2 separate regions of the Homo sapiens genome follow, and region 2 is linked to region 1. A link is an interaction called in ENCODE POLR2A ChIA-PET data of the cell type or tissue named here. Cell type or tissue: GM12878. All regions are shown on one strand.

What was found. ChIA-PET counts read pairs that join two places held together with the same protein. Peaks named below come from ENCODE experiments on the same cell type or tissue, not always from the same donor. Only the 100,000 strongest peaks of a DNase experiment are listed, where the experiment ranks them.
Region 2: POLR2A ChIA-PET joins it to region 1 with 7 read pairs; 3 of 35 experiments call an interaction of 5 or more read pairs at or near these places.

The regions. Positions count from the first base shown.
Region 1 is chr11:44,571,037-44,579,036 of GRCh38, forward strand. The region is part of intron 1 of CD82 (CD82 molecule); the gene reads left to right. Among named protein-coding and RNA genes, the nearest start is that of CD82, 9.4 kb to the left of the region's middle. RefSeq lists an enhancer at 6,356-6,405. In GM12878, no CTCF peak of the experiment used is centred here; DNase peaks (open chromatin) are centred at 3,725 and 4,377; H3K4me3 peaks cover 3,715 bases; H3K27ac peaks cover 6,746 bases.
Region 2 is chr11:44,898,743-44,906,742 of GRCh38, forward strand. It overlaps TSPAN18 (tetraspanin 18), which reads left to right. Exons shown (of 10, transcript NM_130783.5): 4 at 7,665-7,737. The coding sequence starts at 7,675. LOC124902664 (a long non-coding RNA gene) reads right to left here and starts at 5,097. Exons shown (of 3, transcript XR_007062659.1): 1 at 5,038-5,097; 2 at 4,614-4,917; 3 at 2,396-2,576. In GM12878, no CTCF peak of the experiment used is centred here; a DNase peak (open chromatin) is centred at 1,445; H3K27me3 peaks cover 369 bases.

The DNA of each region.
Region 1 (8,000 bases):
CTTGACTTTCCCTGCTGTGTGGAAGGGTGATCTGGTGTGGGAGTTGTTCAGAGTTCTGGGCCTTGGCTCTCAGTGTCAATGTGGAGAAGTGAACAATGCCCTGGTAGTTGGGCATTAGGAAGCCCGGGTTCAAATCCTGGCTCTGCCATGGAGCTACAGCATGACCTTGGCCAGAGAGGTGACTTCTAGGCAGGTTTTCTTCCTTTTAGGCAGCAAGTGTTCCAGAAGCCTTCCTGAGTCCCAGCTGGGCTTGGGCCTGGGGGAGTGGGGAAGAAAGCCTGGGCAAGATCACAGACTCTGGAATCAAATTGCCTAAGGATGATTCCCGCCTCTGCTACTTACCAGCTAGGCGTGACTTTGTGTCTTACCGCTCTGTGCATCAGTTTCAGCATCTATAAAATGGAGACAATAATAGTACTCATCTCATAGGGTTGTTTGAGAATGATATATGAGCTAATGCATATGAAGCATTTAAGACAGCGCCTGGCACATAGTTAGTGCTATATATGTTCCTGCTGCTTTTGGTAGTGTTTTATTTTTATTTTTATTTTTTTTTGAGACAGAGTCTCACTGTATTGCTGAGGCTGGAGTGCAGTGGTGCAATCTTGGCTCACTGCAACCTCCACCTCCCGGGTTCAAGTGATTCTCGTGTCTCAGCCTCCTGAGTAGCTGGAATTTCAGGCATGCACCACCACACCAGGCTAATTTTTGTATTTTTAGTAGAGATAGGATTTCACCATATTGATCAGGCTGCTCTCAAACTCCTGGCCTCAAGTGATCCTCCAGCCTTGGCCTCCCAAAGGGATTACAGGCATGATCTACTGTGCTCGGTGTTTTTGGTAGTGCTGTTAATAGGAAGCAGGATGTAAGTCTTTGAAGAGCTTGAGTCTGGAGATCAGGGGACCTGGGCTCCGTTCCCAGCTCATCTTTTACTTGCTGTGTTATCTTGGGTAAGTTATAGCCCTTCTTGGGCTACAAAACTATATTATCTTGCATTTGCTGCACTTGGCTTTTGTAAGTGAGGCACATGTGATGCCACAGTGGACGGCTGCAGGGTTTTATTCAGGGGAAGGACTCCTGGGGGCCTGGCTTATTCTCCTGCAGCCTAGGAAGGAAGGAAGGCTGTAGTGTGGGCAGGTCCCAGCTGCTGCCCTAAAGCATTGCAGAGACTGAATGGCAGAGCTGCTCCCCTACAACTCTACTCTATCAGGCCAAAATACAGGCAACTACATGTAACGTACCCGTTACGAAATACAATTATATAGATTAGATTACAGACCTTTATTATCTTTTTACTTTCCCCTATTTTCCAAATCTACAGTGAGCCCATATTTTTTTATGCTCAAGAAAAAACCCATTCATACAATGAAGCTATAAAAAACATACCACACATATTTGAACAAAAATGTATTATATGAACTTGGGATCATATTGAAGTTCTTTTTGTGAATAAATCATATTTTTTTCGAAGGAGGGATGGGATGTTGGTTTGAAGTGAATATCAATTTGACAAGCCTCAGAAGACTTGGAGGGAGTGCCTATGGTAGGAGCGTCCATTGTCCGCAGCCGCCCAGGCTGGGAGACAAGAGTTAGATATGAATAGGAGTGTAATCCGCCTTCCCATGCGGTGGGCACACCCTGAGCGTTGGGTGGTGTGTAGAAAGCTTTTGAACAGTAGTTGAGATCAAGTTCCTTAATGACCATTCTGAGCCTCAGTTTCCTCATCTGTGAAATAGGGATGGGCTGCTGTGAGGGTTAAATGAGCTAAACACATATTGAATATGGAGCTCTAAATGGAAGCCGGTGGAAGAAGGTGGCTTTACATCTGGGGTCCAGAGGGCTTGCTGACTGGCCTGTCCTGGACCTGGCAGAGTTACCCGTCCCGCCACAGGACGTGCTGGACAGGAGGCAGCCTCCTGCAGGACCAGGTAGCAGGAGCAGAGAACAGCCCAGACAGAACTCTCCCTGCGGGCAATTTGGCTCTGCGAGGGGCGGGGCCCCACTGAGTCTGCCCTATGTGTCTCTAAGACGAACCAATCATAAGCCTCCCAGGGCGTGGCGTGAAGCGGGGATTTGGTAGGGGAGCGCAGAGCGAGGCCTGAGGTGTTTCCCTGGCAGAGGTCCCTCCACTGGGAAACAAACGGAGAGGGGAGTATGTGTTCCCACGTGTACACATAAACCGTTTTGAATGATACCTGGTATGACGTAAGCACTCAATAAATGTTTGTTGTTGCTGATAATAACAATTGGTAAATTATACTAGTACAGTTGGAAAACCACCTCCCACTCACTGTCTTAAAAGGTGGAATATAAGAATGCTTTTGCAGTGGGACCTATGAGACATCATCGTATATAGAGGAAATAGAAACTTGGCAGGGGAGGTTTGATTTATCTGAGGTCATGGAGCAAGTGGGTGTCTAGGCCTTGAGTCACCTTTGGACATGTAGATAGCCCACCTCCCTGACCCCTGGCCTTTCTGAACACACAGCAGTGGAGTAACTGAGGCAGGGAGGATGTGTCCTCTACTCTGAACTAGTCACTTATTTTCCATCCGAAAGCCCCTCTTATCTGCTTTCTCTGCCCCACACCCTCTCCTGGCATGGTTGAGCAAGTCTCCTTGTTTGCCAGGAGACGGTATGGCATGGCACTGTGGTTCTCAAAATGTGTGCCTATCAGGAATCCCTAACCATCCCTGCAAGTTGCAGTCAGGGAAACACTGGGGCTGTGCCTACAGCTTGGGGTTCTAGCTTCTCAGGCATTGATGTCAGCCAGGCCTAGCTATGGGCACAGTGTCTGTTCACCTCTGGGCAAGTTTCTTGGCCTCTCAGAGTCTTGGTTTTTATGAGGATTAAATGAGATAATGCTGGTAAAATGCTTCGTGGCAGGCCCAGGGAAGAGTGCACCCTCAATGAAGCCAGAGGTTAAGGGTGGTGATGATGAGCAAAGGCTGCTCCTGTCATTACTTCTGGGGAAATGATAGGGAGTCTTCCTGTCCGAAGGCTGAGGTCCCTGATCTGGAGTGAGGGAGCTTTCCGGGGTTGCTTGAAGCTCTGCTGGGGGGTCAGCAGAAGACTTAGATTCTCTGTAGTCTTGGTCCCCAGACTATCTGAACCCAGCCTTGAGCTGGGTGCTCTTGGCATAGAGTTGAGGGCAAAGTTGAGGGCTTACGTCTAGAGTCACAGGATCTTGGTGTTGTGAGAAGCTCTGTGGTCCATCCAGTCAACCTACCTGCCCAGTCTGATCCCATGGACCACATCCAGCCTTTGCTCGCACACCTCAAGGCTTGGAAAGCTCATGATTTTTTATTTCTGGAAAGAACTGACTCTTAGAAAATAGGGGATAGAATCTGAGCAAACCCACCCACCCTTGGCTTCCCCATTTTGATCCTGATCTTGCTTGTTGGAATTACACACAATGTGGAAACACCCTGGTGGGACCAAATCTTGTAGCAGAAGACCCCAGGCCAGCGATTCTGACATAGGAAGGAGATTTTTCTTTTAAAAACTTTATCTAAACCAAATGGCTACCCCAAAAAACCCCCCAAACTTTCTGATTATTGAAGAAAGAGGGTTTTTTTTGTGTGTGTGGAAAAATTCAGGCGGTAAAGAACAGACCTGCAGGAGGAAATAACTGCTCAGAGATAACTGCCGTGAGCAGTTTGGTGTTTTGGCCTTAAAGACACACACATACAAGATTGGGATTGTACCACACAAACCACTTCCTGCACTGCCACTTTTGACTGAGTGCTGTATAGGGAGGGTTTTCCCATGTGATTGAGCATTCTTCTCCAGCAAGTTTCCCAGCTCTGTAGTATTGCACCATAGGAATCTTCTGTGACCTGGTTAAGCATTCCCCAGCCATTGCACATTTAGGCCCTTTGAATTTTTCATTAGTATCCACATTGCTATAATGATCGCCTTGTCCCTATGTATATTTTGTACTCAACTCTAATGAGCTCCATGGAATGAATTTCTAGAAGTGGCTTTCCAGCTCAGATGGTTTTTAAACTCAAGGTCAGAGGACCAGAATCTCCCACCATAACCAGTCTCCCAGTTTCGCTTCAGCCCTACTGGTGGGGGAGCGTTCTGTCTGTCCCTGGTGCTAGTTGGCCTACCCACAGGAGGAGGAGGAGCAGGCTTTTAGGGTATGTGTATCTGTGAAAGAGAAGGAGATGGAGAAAGGCAGATAGATATAGGGGAGTGTTTTCTCTTCAATTACAGTCTGATTTTGACCCTCTCCTCTCTGGGAGCCTGTGGTGTCATTAACTAATCATGGGCTCTCTTTACTATTTAATGACCTCTCCCCACAGTGACTCCTTCCTCCCCAACAGTCTCCTGGAAAGGAGGAGGTGGGAAGATGAGTCAGTGGGGGAAAGTTTCTCCAGAGTAGGTGGTGGGTGTTGCAGTGGTTCTCAAACTCTGACATGCATCAGTCCCTTGGATGGCTTATGAAAGCACAGATTGCTTGGCCCCACCCCCAGGTTTCTGATTCTGTGGGTCTGGGGTACTGCCTGAGAATGTGCATTGCTAACACGTTCCCAGGGGACGCTGCATCTGCTGGCCCTGGACCACACTTTGGGTACCAGTAAAGTAGTGGGATGGGGCAGGGTGGGGTTCTGTGGTGAGTTTCAGCTCCTGGTGTTGCTGACAGTAGGAACCTTGTCCTGTTTAATAAAGGCTCATCTTGTGAGGCCTGAACTCACCTTCCCCTCCTACCCCCACCTCACCACCCCTTCTCCCATGTGTCCTTTGTATATATTGGGAACTTTCTGTGCAGGAGGACAAGAGGATTATCAGCATCCCCGTTTTACGGAAAAGAAAATTGAGTCTCTGACAAGTGACATGCTGTGTCTAAGGATGTTGAAAGTAGGAGGGCTAGTACTGGAACCCTGGCGCTGTCACGTTCCCCACCTTGACTTCTCCAGTGCAGGTCTGGTGCGGAAGCAGAGATGCCTTCCCTGAACACTGCACCGGCCCCAAGTGAGAGGCCTGGGGAGGCAGATTCCTCCACACCATCTCTGCGCTAGGATCTTGCTCCACTTCTTATCCCCTGACTGACACTTCAGTAACGTGATCTTCTTCCAAGGTCTAGTGTTCTCCAGCAGTTTATGTTCCCAGTTATTGTTCTGGGCAGGTTTTCTAGGAAGCCAGGAACTTTCTCCTGTCAAGCCTGGGCTTCGTCTGGCAGGCACAACAGAGGGAAAAGAGAAAAGCCTCAGTTGTTGAGCATCTAATGTGTACCAGGCCCTGTCCTGGACACTTTGCAGCCATAATGTCAGGTCAGCCACCCCAGGTAGGGGTTAACATCAGGTCCCATTGTACAGATGAGGAAACTGAGGGTCCAGGAGGTAAAACAACTTACCCAAGTTCACAGAACTGAAAGGGGCAGAGCTGGGCTTTTGATTTCAAACTCAAGGCTGGGGTCTGGTCTGGGATGGCAGCAGGTCCTGTTCTGGAGGGAGCCGGGATGTGGAGTAAGCAGCCTCTGCCCCACCCGCCATCCACGCAGAGACGGTCAGCCCAAGGGTCAAAGCTCTCTTGGGATTCAGGGTCTTGCAGTGGGAGGGCACTGGCTGGTCACCGGGAGACCCCTTTCAAATCCTGCTCTGCTGCTGCCTGGCTGTGTGGCCTGGGGGCAAGTCACTGCCCAGTTTGGGACATCTGAGTCCTCCTTTCTCATAATGATCCCTTATGCTTTACAGCTCTTGGCAGTGGACATTTTCTCATGTACTTATTCTCCGTCCCTCAAGCCTTCCAGCACCCTGTGAAATAGGGCGGGCATTATTACTAAGCCCATTTTCACAGAGGATGAGGATGACAGGGCAGGGAGTTGCCCAGGATCCCGTGGGCAGTTGAGGGATGGTACAAGAGCTAAGACTGGAACCTGGGTTGTCTTTGCTGCCCATCTTGAGCCCAGCCCCTAAGACGGGAGAACTCTTTCTCTCTATTCTCAGCCTTAGGATGAAGGATCCCAGAGCTCTTAGCTGGGCTGGTGGGTCCTGGGTACAAGGGGCCCAGGATCCCAGGAAGGGCTGGCCTGGGATCTTCGCTGTTGGCCAAGAACCCATGGGGAGGCAAGATAGGGTAGTCCAGGCTGTCTCTGTTTCTGACTCCTGCCCAGGCCTTGCACGTGAGGTCCTTGGTGCTGTGGGGAAGGAGGGGTTCAGCCCAGGTTTTCCTCCCAGCTCGGCTGCTTGCTTCTCCTGGGAACTGTGCTTGTCCTCTAAAATGTATCATGCAGAATTTTCCAGACTCTCACACATGGGTGCCTGGGCCCTGCAGTTTCACCTGAATGCCATCACTTCCTCCTGTCTTCCTCATTCTTCTACACCTGGCTCCAGCCACCTTCTTCCCTCAGGGAAGACTTGCTCCTCTGGCCAAGCCGACTCAACTCTCTCGGGTTCTGTGCAGTGGGTGAACTGGCTGACCGGGTTGGTTAACTCCCCAGTGAGGCATGAGAGCAGGGCCTGTGGCTGGTGTGGGTCCAAGCCCCTGCAGGGTCTGGCAGGGCATGCAGCTGAGTCTATGCATGCTAGGGAAAGGTTAGCCTCAGACCTGTAACTCTCAGGCTTGTGACTTTCAGCAAGTCACTTATCTTCTCTGAACCCTGGTTTCCTTCGTCGAAAAGTAAGGAAGCTACTTTCCTCGTTGATAGCTTCTGATACTTTTAGGAGATAAAGTGCAAAACATCTAGCACTGGTGCCTGGGGGTTCATGGTACTCAGGAAATGCCAGTCCCTCATCTTCCCTGCAGTGGGCTCAGGCTATGTTCTGCCTCCACCTACCCCAACCCGCTTGAGTAGGGCGCCGGGTTGGGCCTTGGCCTAAGGCCTGAACTATAGGTAGCTCTAGGTAGGGGGTGTCCTCGGCGGATAATGGGCCAAGGACTGGGCACAGGGACAGAATCAGCTGATTTAATCAGACTCTGCCAGTTCCAACTTGTGACCCTCCCTGGGCACGTTACTAACCCCCCTGAGCCTCAATTTCCAGATCTGTAGAAAGAGATACTCTGTCTCCTGTGTTCTCAGGATCACACATGATCGGCAAACAGGAGACCAGGGGATGGGGCCCAGGCGACCTGAGGGCGGCCTCCCAGGAGGCTTGGGTCAGGCCAGTGGCTGCTTATTTACATATCAATTTTCCTACTGGGGAACAAATAGTCCCCTTTTCCTCTGGACACCCAGAGGCTCTCCAGGCCCATATCTCTTAGTGCAGTGCCTGGTTTGCTGGGTCGCCCAGGGAAGGAGGCAGCCTCTCTCTGAGCTCCTATATTCCTGTGGGAAGAGAGCCAGGGAGCCAGCCCAGGTGTGAGGCCCTGCCTGGTTCTGTCTGAGACCACGATGGTGTTGCCACATGTCCCATGCCTGGCCCCTGGGGACAGACCCCTTCCTATAGCGCCTAGCACCTTTCCTTCTCACCTCTGTCTGTACATCTATACACCCCCCTTCCAGCTCCATGTGGCCCAGGGCCTTCTCACGGCAATAATGATCACCACACTTCCCTTTATTGTGTGTTTTGCTACTCAAACCACACACCTCCCTCTAGGACAGGAATGAACCGTTACTACTCAGAGAGGGGAACTCGCCCAAGGCCCACAGCTGGACTCACTATCCTCTCTGCCTGCCCCAGCTCTCAGTGGATGTCAAATTCTTGGCTAAATCCATCAGCAATGGAAAGTTGGTTGGCCCTGGGAAGAGGAGAGGCCGGCGGATGGCTAGGTCCAGGACTGGACCAGGGGGGATGGGGTCCCAGATTTCCACCCTGCATTAGGAGCTGGCATAGGGACTGTCCCCACTGCACAGATAGGTAAGCTGAGGTTTGGGAAAGGGGAGTGATTGATCACAGCCTAGAGCTGGCTGGGCTCATTCCCCTTCTCTCTTCCTCCCCATGGCCCTGAGTTGCTCTAGTGGAGGGGATTGGATGGGGCTGTTTGGGACCCAGATGTTCATTTTGTCTTAGCCGCTGCCAGCTGAGGTCAGGTCCCTTCTGTCTGCCTCAGCTT
Region 2 (8,000 bases), 330 kb after region 1:
ATAACCCATTAATCCATGAGTGGATTGATCCAGTCATGAGGGCAGAACCCTTGAGATCCGATCACCTCTTAAAGGCCCCACCTCTTCATTATGTTACATCTGGTATTAAGTTTCAATATGACTTTTGAATGTGTGTCACATTCAAACCATAGCATCCTTAAACACCTGGTTTTGTTTTACACGAAACAGTTGGCTGCATCTGAGGGTCATGTTGTATTAGACACCCATCTGTAAGCACAGGACCTTCCCATGGCCAGATGAGGGTTGCTGTGACAGGCACATGAACCTTCAGACCACAGGATCCACAGAGCAGATCCTGAGGCAGACGTCACATGGAAGGACAGGGAGACCACAGCACCTAAACTGCTCTCCAGTGCTTTCCGGGTACAAACAGGGAGTGGAATTCCCACTAAGTCAAGCTTGCCTCTGATGCTGACTCCTGCATTTCATCCCTCTGAGCCCCAGGATTTAAAGAATTTTATGCACCAAATAGCATGTTCGTTTTTGTTCTGCAAAGTCATACAGACATGGTGGCCAGATATTCTGAACAACCCAATAAACAAGGTCCCCACCTGGGGGTAGTCTAATTGCTCCAAAACCCAAGACACTTGCCCCTTGAGTCAGCCCATGGTGAGAGGTTGATGTCTGAGATGTTATTTGAAATATTGAAAATAACTTTAGGATGTTGCTAGTCTCAGGAACCCAGTTTGAGCACCATTGAACACAGTCACTCTCCCTGCTTCAAAATCCTCCACCCCAGAGTCCTCCCCTCTCCTGAGGCTGAAGCTGATGTGCCTGGTGTCTAGGAGAGCAGCTGGGAGGAGCCACCTTGTGGCGGGGCAGGAGGGAGGAACAGAGCCCAGAGCCAGGATGGAGCCACCATGTGTCAAGTGCTGTATGAGGGACTGTACCTCTATGATACCATTTCATGCTCAGCACAATTTCTAGAGGAAGTCAGCATTCCTGTCCCCATTTTGCAGGCATGAAAGCAAAGGCCTGGAAAGGTTATGTAGTTCACCCATAGTCATGAGGCAAGAAAGTGATAGGCCGGGTCCCACCTGACCCTACAGGCCCCACCCACACTGCTACTCTCCCTTCAGGGACCCTTTAGCTCAGGGAAATTGGGAGACTTTGATGGGCCTCCCACCACTGGCCCCAGGGAGGGCATCATGTCCCACAGCAGACAGGCCCACCATCTCCTTTCTAAGTGCCGCTTTTTTGAGCAATAACAAAGCTCTTGGACCTCATAGTCTCAATTTTCTTCTCGCCCCACCCTCCAGAGATTCTCCATGGTTTCCCTCCCTTTAGAAGTAAGTTAGGAAACTGTGCCGTGAAGTTAACTTCTAGAAGTCATCCATGGATGGGTGGAGCTAACAGCCAGGCAGGGATTGGAGGTCCCATGTGTCTGTCACTCTAGTCTGACCAATTGGCTGTGGAGGTGTGTCCCCACATTCAGTAGGCCTCTATAGGGGATGGAGCAGGCAAGCCCTGGTCTCTAGGCTTCAGCCTGGCGGTGGGTGATGGCCTGGGAGGCTGTCCCTGCTGGAGAATAATGGGAGATCAAATGGCATAGGTGGTGTGAAGACAGGTCTGCACTTTGGAGGAGGATGGATGAATGGGGCAAGGGAATTCTCATTCATTGAGAATGCTGATTAGGAGTTGTGGCCCCAGATTAAGACAGGCGTGGGTTCAAATTCTGGCTCAGGCACTTCTGTACTGTGTGACCTTAGACAAGTGATTCCACCTCTCCGAGCCTCAGTTCCCTCCTCTGAAAAATAGAATGACATTACCTACTTCCCAGAGCTTTACAAGGATTCAATGAAATTGTGTGTGTTCCCTGGCACATAGTAAGAACTCAGTGTATGCCAGTGGTTACTATTATTAGCTACCATGTGCCAAGCCCTGTGCTCAGTATTTTCCATACAACTTGAGGAAGGCTTTTTTTTTTTTTTTTTTTTTTTTTTTTTTTGAGATGGAATTTCACTCTTGTTGCCCAGGCTGAGTGCAATGGCATGATCTCGGCTCACTGCCACCTCTTCCTCCTGGGTTCAAGCAATTCTCCTGCCTCAGCCTCCCGAGTTGCTGGGATTACAGGTTCCTGCCACCACCCCCAGCTAATTTTTGTTATTTTTAGTAGAGACAGGGTTTTGCCATGTTGGCCAAGTTGGTCTCAAACTCCTGACCTCAGGTGATCTGCCCGCCTCAGCCTCCCAAAGTGCTGGGATTACAAGCGTGAGCCACCGCGCCCGGCCGAGGAAGGCATTGTTTTTATCCTGACTTTACAGAGAAGGAATTCAGTTGTATGCAGTTTAGTAACTTGCCCCACCAGCTAAGCTTGGCAGAGCTGGGACACAATCCCCTGTTGGGCACCAAAGCCCTCTTTTTACTCATCCACCCTGCTCTGAAACTGGAACCCGGGCCTCCATATTCTTCACCGGCCCCCAGGCTCACATCATCTATTTTCCTACCTGACTCACCTTTGAGGTTGTGGGAGGCTCTTCCCAGGAGACATGTCTCCTTTGATTGCATTTGTCTGGGAGCCCAGCACTCCGCAAGCCCGGGCCATGAGATGTAATCTGCAATGAATGTGGTACACAATAAATACAGGTAGTCCGTTTATGAGCTGCCATATTTATTACACCCCTTAATTGCTAAAGAGCCAGAGCCGGCTGAAGCTGGATCCTACCCTGGAGAGAAGCTCTGCCTGGGTGGGCAGAGGGAGGGATGGCAGAGCCTGGCCTCCTGCACAGGACTACTCAGCCTCTCGCTGTTGTGGCTGCTCTGCCTCCAAAGGCCCATTCATCCAAGTCAGGGCCTGGCAGAGGAAACAGTCAGGCCATCAGATTCCTGCTCTGCCATTTGACACAAGAAGGCACTGAGGCCAGAGACAGAAAGTGATTTGCCCAAGGTCACACAACAGTGACTTACAGAGCAGAAGCCTGGGCTCCAGACTCCTAGGCCAGTGCTCCTTGTGCCCAACTCTCTGCTTGAACATCTGCTCCTGGATCAGGTAGAGCACAGGATGTGGAGTTGGGTGAGTGGTGTTTTTGAAGCCCAGTCTGTGCATACAAGCTGTGTGATACTGGCCAGGTTACTTGACCCCTCTGAGCTTCAGTGTCCTCTTCTGTAAAATGGGCATAGTACGTCCTGCTTTAGGGGCTTGTTGAGAGATTAAAGGCAGTCAGTTCTGCGGAGTTGGCATGTGACTGGCCATGAGTCAGTGCTCAATAAATGTTCTTTCCTATCCTCTTTTCCCTTTCCAAAGGGCACAGGGTGACTGAAGATGCACGGAGCTGAAGTCAGCCAAGAGCTGAAAGGAGAGATGGGTCAGAATAGAAAGCTCCGGGGTGCAAGGCATTGTCCTGGGTTTATGGTCTAACAGGGAACAGCAGGCCTATGAGTAACCTATGAAGGCAGAGTTAGGTGTAGACGTGATAAGAGCTGTCCATCCTGCTCTGTGCAGGTACAGCGGGGAGCCCTTTACACTGGATGTTTTTATAGGTGAAGAAACTGAAGTTCCAAGAGGCTAAGTCACTTGCCCAAAGACACAGAGGTAGAAAAGGTGATGGGCTGGGATTCGAACCCAGTTGTGTCTGACTTCAGAGCCCATGCTTAGGACCATGCTGGTTGGATGCAGGTTAGATGTTCCTTCTAGAAAGTCAGGGATGATGTGAGGGATGTAGCTGGCAAGCTGGCCTGGAAATGGTATCCTGGGGGACCGTTCTGTAGGAAGAGAGCCTGGGCTTGGTGACGAAGGAAGAGCCAAAGGCCCCACAGTCAGTGATGATGGTTGAGATGCTTAACAGCCAGTATGCACTGGCATGAACCAACCAGAAGAGATGCTGGCCAGACAGCAGGACAGCCATCCCTATGGGTCCCCACTGAATCTCAGCCCTGCCCACTGCCCTCTGGGAGGGCAGGGCCTGGAGAAAAGGAAGGGATAGGTTGTCCTGGTGCCTCCCATCCCAGGCAGGCACCAAAGCAGGCAGCTCTAGGCTTTCAGGCCTCAGGAAGACCTGAGGAGAGAAGGGTGAGCAAGCGGGGCATTAGGGGGGCCTGTCCTGGGCTGTCCTCACCCAGGAGAGGGTACAACAGAGAGAGGAAACGGAGCACAGGAGAACACGACTGTGGGTTTGAATCCTTGTTGCTCCACTTTCTAGCTGTTGGAGGCGAGGAGGATACGAATGACTGGAAGCATGCCTTAGCCCAGCACCAGGCTTCCTTCACACTGCTGAATTAACACTCCCTATGTGGAGGGTTTTACTCAGTCCAAACCAAGTGCAACCCTACTGTGTCCCAGGAGGGCACAGCCACGACTCTGCTCCTCTGGGATTCACCAGGAACGCTGGCTGATGATGTTATGGTATATATTTTGGTGGGGGCAGTGGTAGATGTCAGCAGAAGCCGTGGGATATTATACTAGGGGAAGGCACTGAGCTTGGCTTGATGGGGGCAGGAGGGGGGAATCAGGGAAGGCTTCCTGGCGGAGGTGATGCCTGTGACGAGTCTTAAAGGATGAATAGGAATTAAGTGGGACTGGCATAGTTGGAAAGGCAATCCAAACAGAAGGGATCAGCATGAGCAGAGGCACCAAGTAAGCGTCAGGGACATACCTCTGGGGGACTCTCCTTTGATGGTGGTGATAGGAAAGTCAGGGCAGGAATAACAAGAGGTGGCGATGGTGAGTCTTGGAGGTCCTGTGGTCTGTAGGAGGCAGCTTGGTCTCCTGTAGAGGTTGGGTTCCAGCAAGAGAGGGCTGTGGTGACATGTGCTTTCTGGAAAGCTCCTTCTGGCAGCAGGGAAGCACTGGATTGAAGGGGAGGTAGGGAGGCCAGTCCCAGCCCAGAGGCTGCAGCCATGTCTGGATGAGAGAGAAGGCCAGGAGCAGGGCTGAGGCTGGAGATGTTTCAGAGACCCCTGTGATAGAGAGGATGATGTCATCCGATTTTACCTCCAAAGGCAGATGGCATGTCTTGAATTCAGGCCATGCTCACTGAAGTAAAGACAAATCCGCCCCCCACCCCATCACACACACACCATCCTTTGTCCTTCCAAGCTGGATTGCCTGGGTTCCAATCTTGGCTTCACCACTCACTAGCTGTGACCTCAGACAAGTCACCTCGCCTCTGTCTGACTCAGTTTCCACCTCTGGAAAATAAGGATAATAAGAGTATTAATCTCATGGGTTGTTATGAGTTAGTAAATGTAAAGTATCAGGACGGAGCTGGCACATAGTAAATGCTCAATAAATAGTATTATTTGTAGGGGTGGAGACTTGGGTGGATGATCTCAGGAAAACCCTGATTTCCCATTACCCCAACACAATTTAAGAGAAACCCTTGGGGCACTGTTGGAAGGACAAAGGCTTGGAGCCTGGAGTCCCTGGGTCAGGTTCACCCCATGATTTTTTCCCTTGCATTCCTCACCAGGTAACTTGGTGCCTCAGTTTCCCCTTCCTAGTAAGAGAAGAAGGAGGATGTCCCAGGTGGGCTCTGAGTGTCTTCCCCTCCTGACTTTGATGCTGAGTGGCCCCGCCTGTGCCTCCCCTGCTCAGCATTTTTCCAAGTTGCAATAGGGACCAGTAGAGCAGCAAGGAGGAGGTGTCCCTTTAGGGAGGAAAGCCCTCCGGCCCCAGGGCCAGTGCCAAATCCAAAGCCGATGTGCCTGTCAGACCTTCCTCTTGGGCTCCAGGCACCTTAGCCATGTCTGCCTGGCCAAGCTCAGCTGGTGGACAGACATCTGGCACCTTGGCAGAAACAACGAGAGGAGGGACGCAAGGCACCACCCCTGAGACCAGGAACCTTTCCTGTGTCGACTCCCCACCAGCTGGCTCTGTCTGTGCTCCTCTCTCCATGGATTCAAATGCACTTAAAAACAAACAAACAAACAAACAAAAACACCTCTAGCTCAGACCAAAATGCAGCCTGGAGTGGTGCTGTCATCACTGATTAGGAGAGGGGTGGAGTGGCCCAGCAGGTGAGAGGCAGGCACCGCTCTGCTCCATCTGTTCCTTATGATACGAGGGTGCTGGTCTGGCTGCTGAGGAGAGTGTTGGATTGTGGTTTTGGGCGAGGGCGAGGAGGGGACAGAGTTGCTGAGGCCTATTATGTGCCATGGGCCTTGTCAGTGCTTCCTACAAGCTGTGTGGCCTTGGACAAATCCCTTAACCCTTCTGAGGGCTGGGCTGATGGAAGGATGTGTGGTCATCAGAGTACATACCTCCTTGGTGGTTACAAGGATTAAACGAGATAATATGCGCAAAACCCTGGGCACAGTGCTGGATCCCCAAACAGTGGCTACGATTATTACTGTTTTCCTGACTTCATTTTAAATTGATGAATAATAATTGTATATGTTTATGGAGTCCAATGTGATGCTTTGATACACATTTTACTATTATTAATATTAATAATAAGCCTCCCAGAAACCCTTTGAGTCAGACTTAGCAACCTTATTTTGTGGAAGAAGAAGATAGAGTACAGCCATGTCCTGTGGGAGGAAGCGGGAGCTGCAGAAAGTAATCAGACACCATCTCCCCTACATCCATCCACACCCCAACACATATTCCCAGAACCCTTTGCACTGAGTCCTGTCATGGAGGTACAAACCCCCTGCTGGAAGCACCTGCAGTGCCGGCAGCTCAGGACTGGCTTGAGTTCTGGCCCTTCCCCTTACTAGCTGTGGGACATCGGACATGTCGTTTTCATTCTGAGTCTCGGTTTCCCCACCTGTCTCATGGATCTCTAATCCCTGCCCTGAGTCTCTCCTCAGAGCCGTTATGAAGAAAATGTGAAAATAACGAATATGGAATGTAAACATGTCTTGTGCACCTTGAGGTCTGACTCATGAGAGCAGATGCTGTCAGTTTCCCCTGGGGGATGGGGGACATTTGCATCTCAGTGCAGCCCCGGCTGTGCCTGGCAAGCAGCGGATGCTCAATCAATGTTGGCTGAATGGAATTGTGTTCAATGACTTGCTGCCATGGGTATACTTTTAGGTGAAGACAGGAAGGGCTCCCAGGGAGGTGGGATGCTAGAGGTCTCAGAGTAGAGGTAGCCAAGGCTCAGGGAGGCTTTGGCCCCAGAAGCAGGTTTTAGATCCCCAGGTAGGCTGCTCTCCTTTTCCCTGCAACACCCCATCTCGCTGGCACCAAGCAACCGCCCTGGTCTGTTCTGTGGCTGGAGGGTGTGTGGGTTGGTGGGAAGTTTGTCAGGCCTGGCTTCTGGTCCAGGCTCTGGGCCTTGGTTTTCTCATCTATGAAATGGCCAGCTCACACCTGCAGTAGAGCAACAACGTGAAGCGGGACTGCTGAGCACTTACCACGTGCCCGACGATGTGCTAAGCATGTTACTGTGGGATTTCAGTTCATCTTCACAACACTGCTAGGAGGAAGGTTCTGTTCCTAATCTCCGCTTTAAAGTCAGAGAGAGCAAGACTCAGAGAGGTAGAGTAATTTGCCCAAGGTCACATAGCGAATGAAAGCTAGAGCCAAGGCTGAAACCCAGGCAGGCTGGCTCCAGCATGCTCATCTCTATCATCGGCCTCCATCTTCTTCCAGCCTTTGCAAGGGTGGGGCTGGCTGCGGGGAACCCCTGGGGAGGGGCTGGGGTTCTTCCTGGGTGGGGTCCCCCATCGGGAAGACTGAGGTGGCCTTGTATTTCTAGGTGGAGCACCATGGAAGGCGACTGTCTGAGCTGCATGAAGTATCTGATGTTTGTATTCAATTTCTTCATATTTGTAAGTATTCCTGGGTCTTCCCAGGCCTCTGCTGGGTGGGCAGAACTGGCTGCTGCTTTGAAATAGTCACACTGGGCTGAGTCCCTGGGGCGAGCACAGGGGCCGGCGCTAGAGGCAGGGGTACCTGCCAGCCAGGCTTTCATGGAAGGGGGCCCCCAGCAGTGCCCACCCCACTCTGAAGAGCCCACCTTCTTAGGAGAGACATTTTACACAGGCCCTGGGGTGGGTCAGCCCCTCTCAAAAAGGTGGAGGGGACCTAGGTC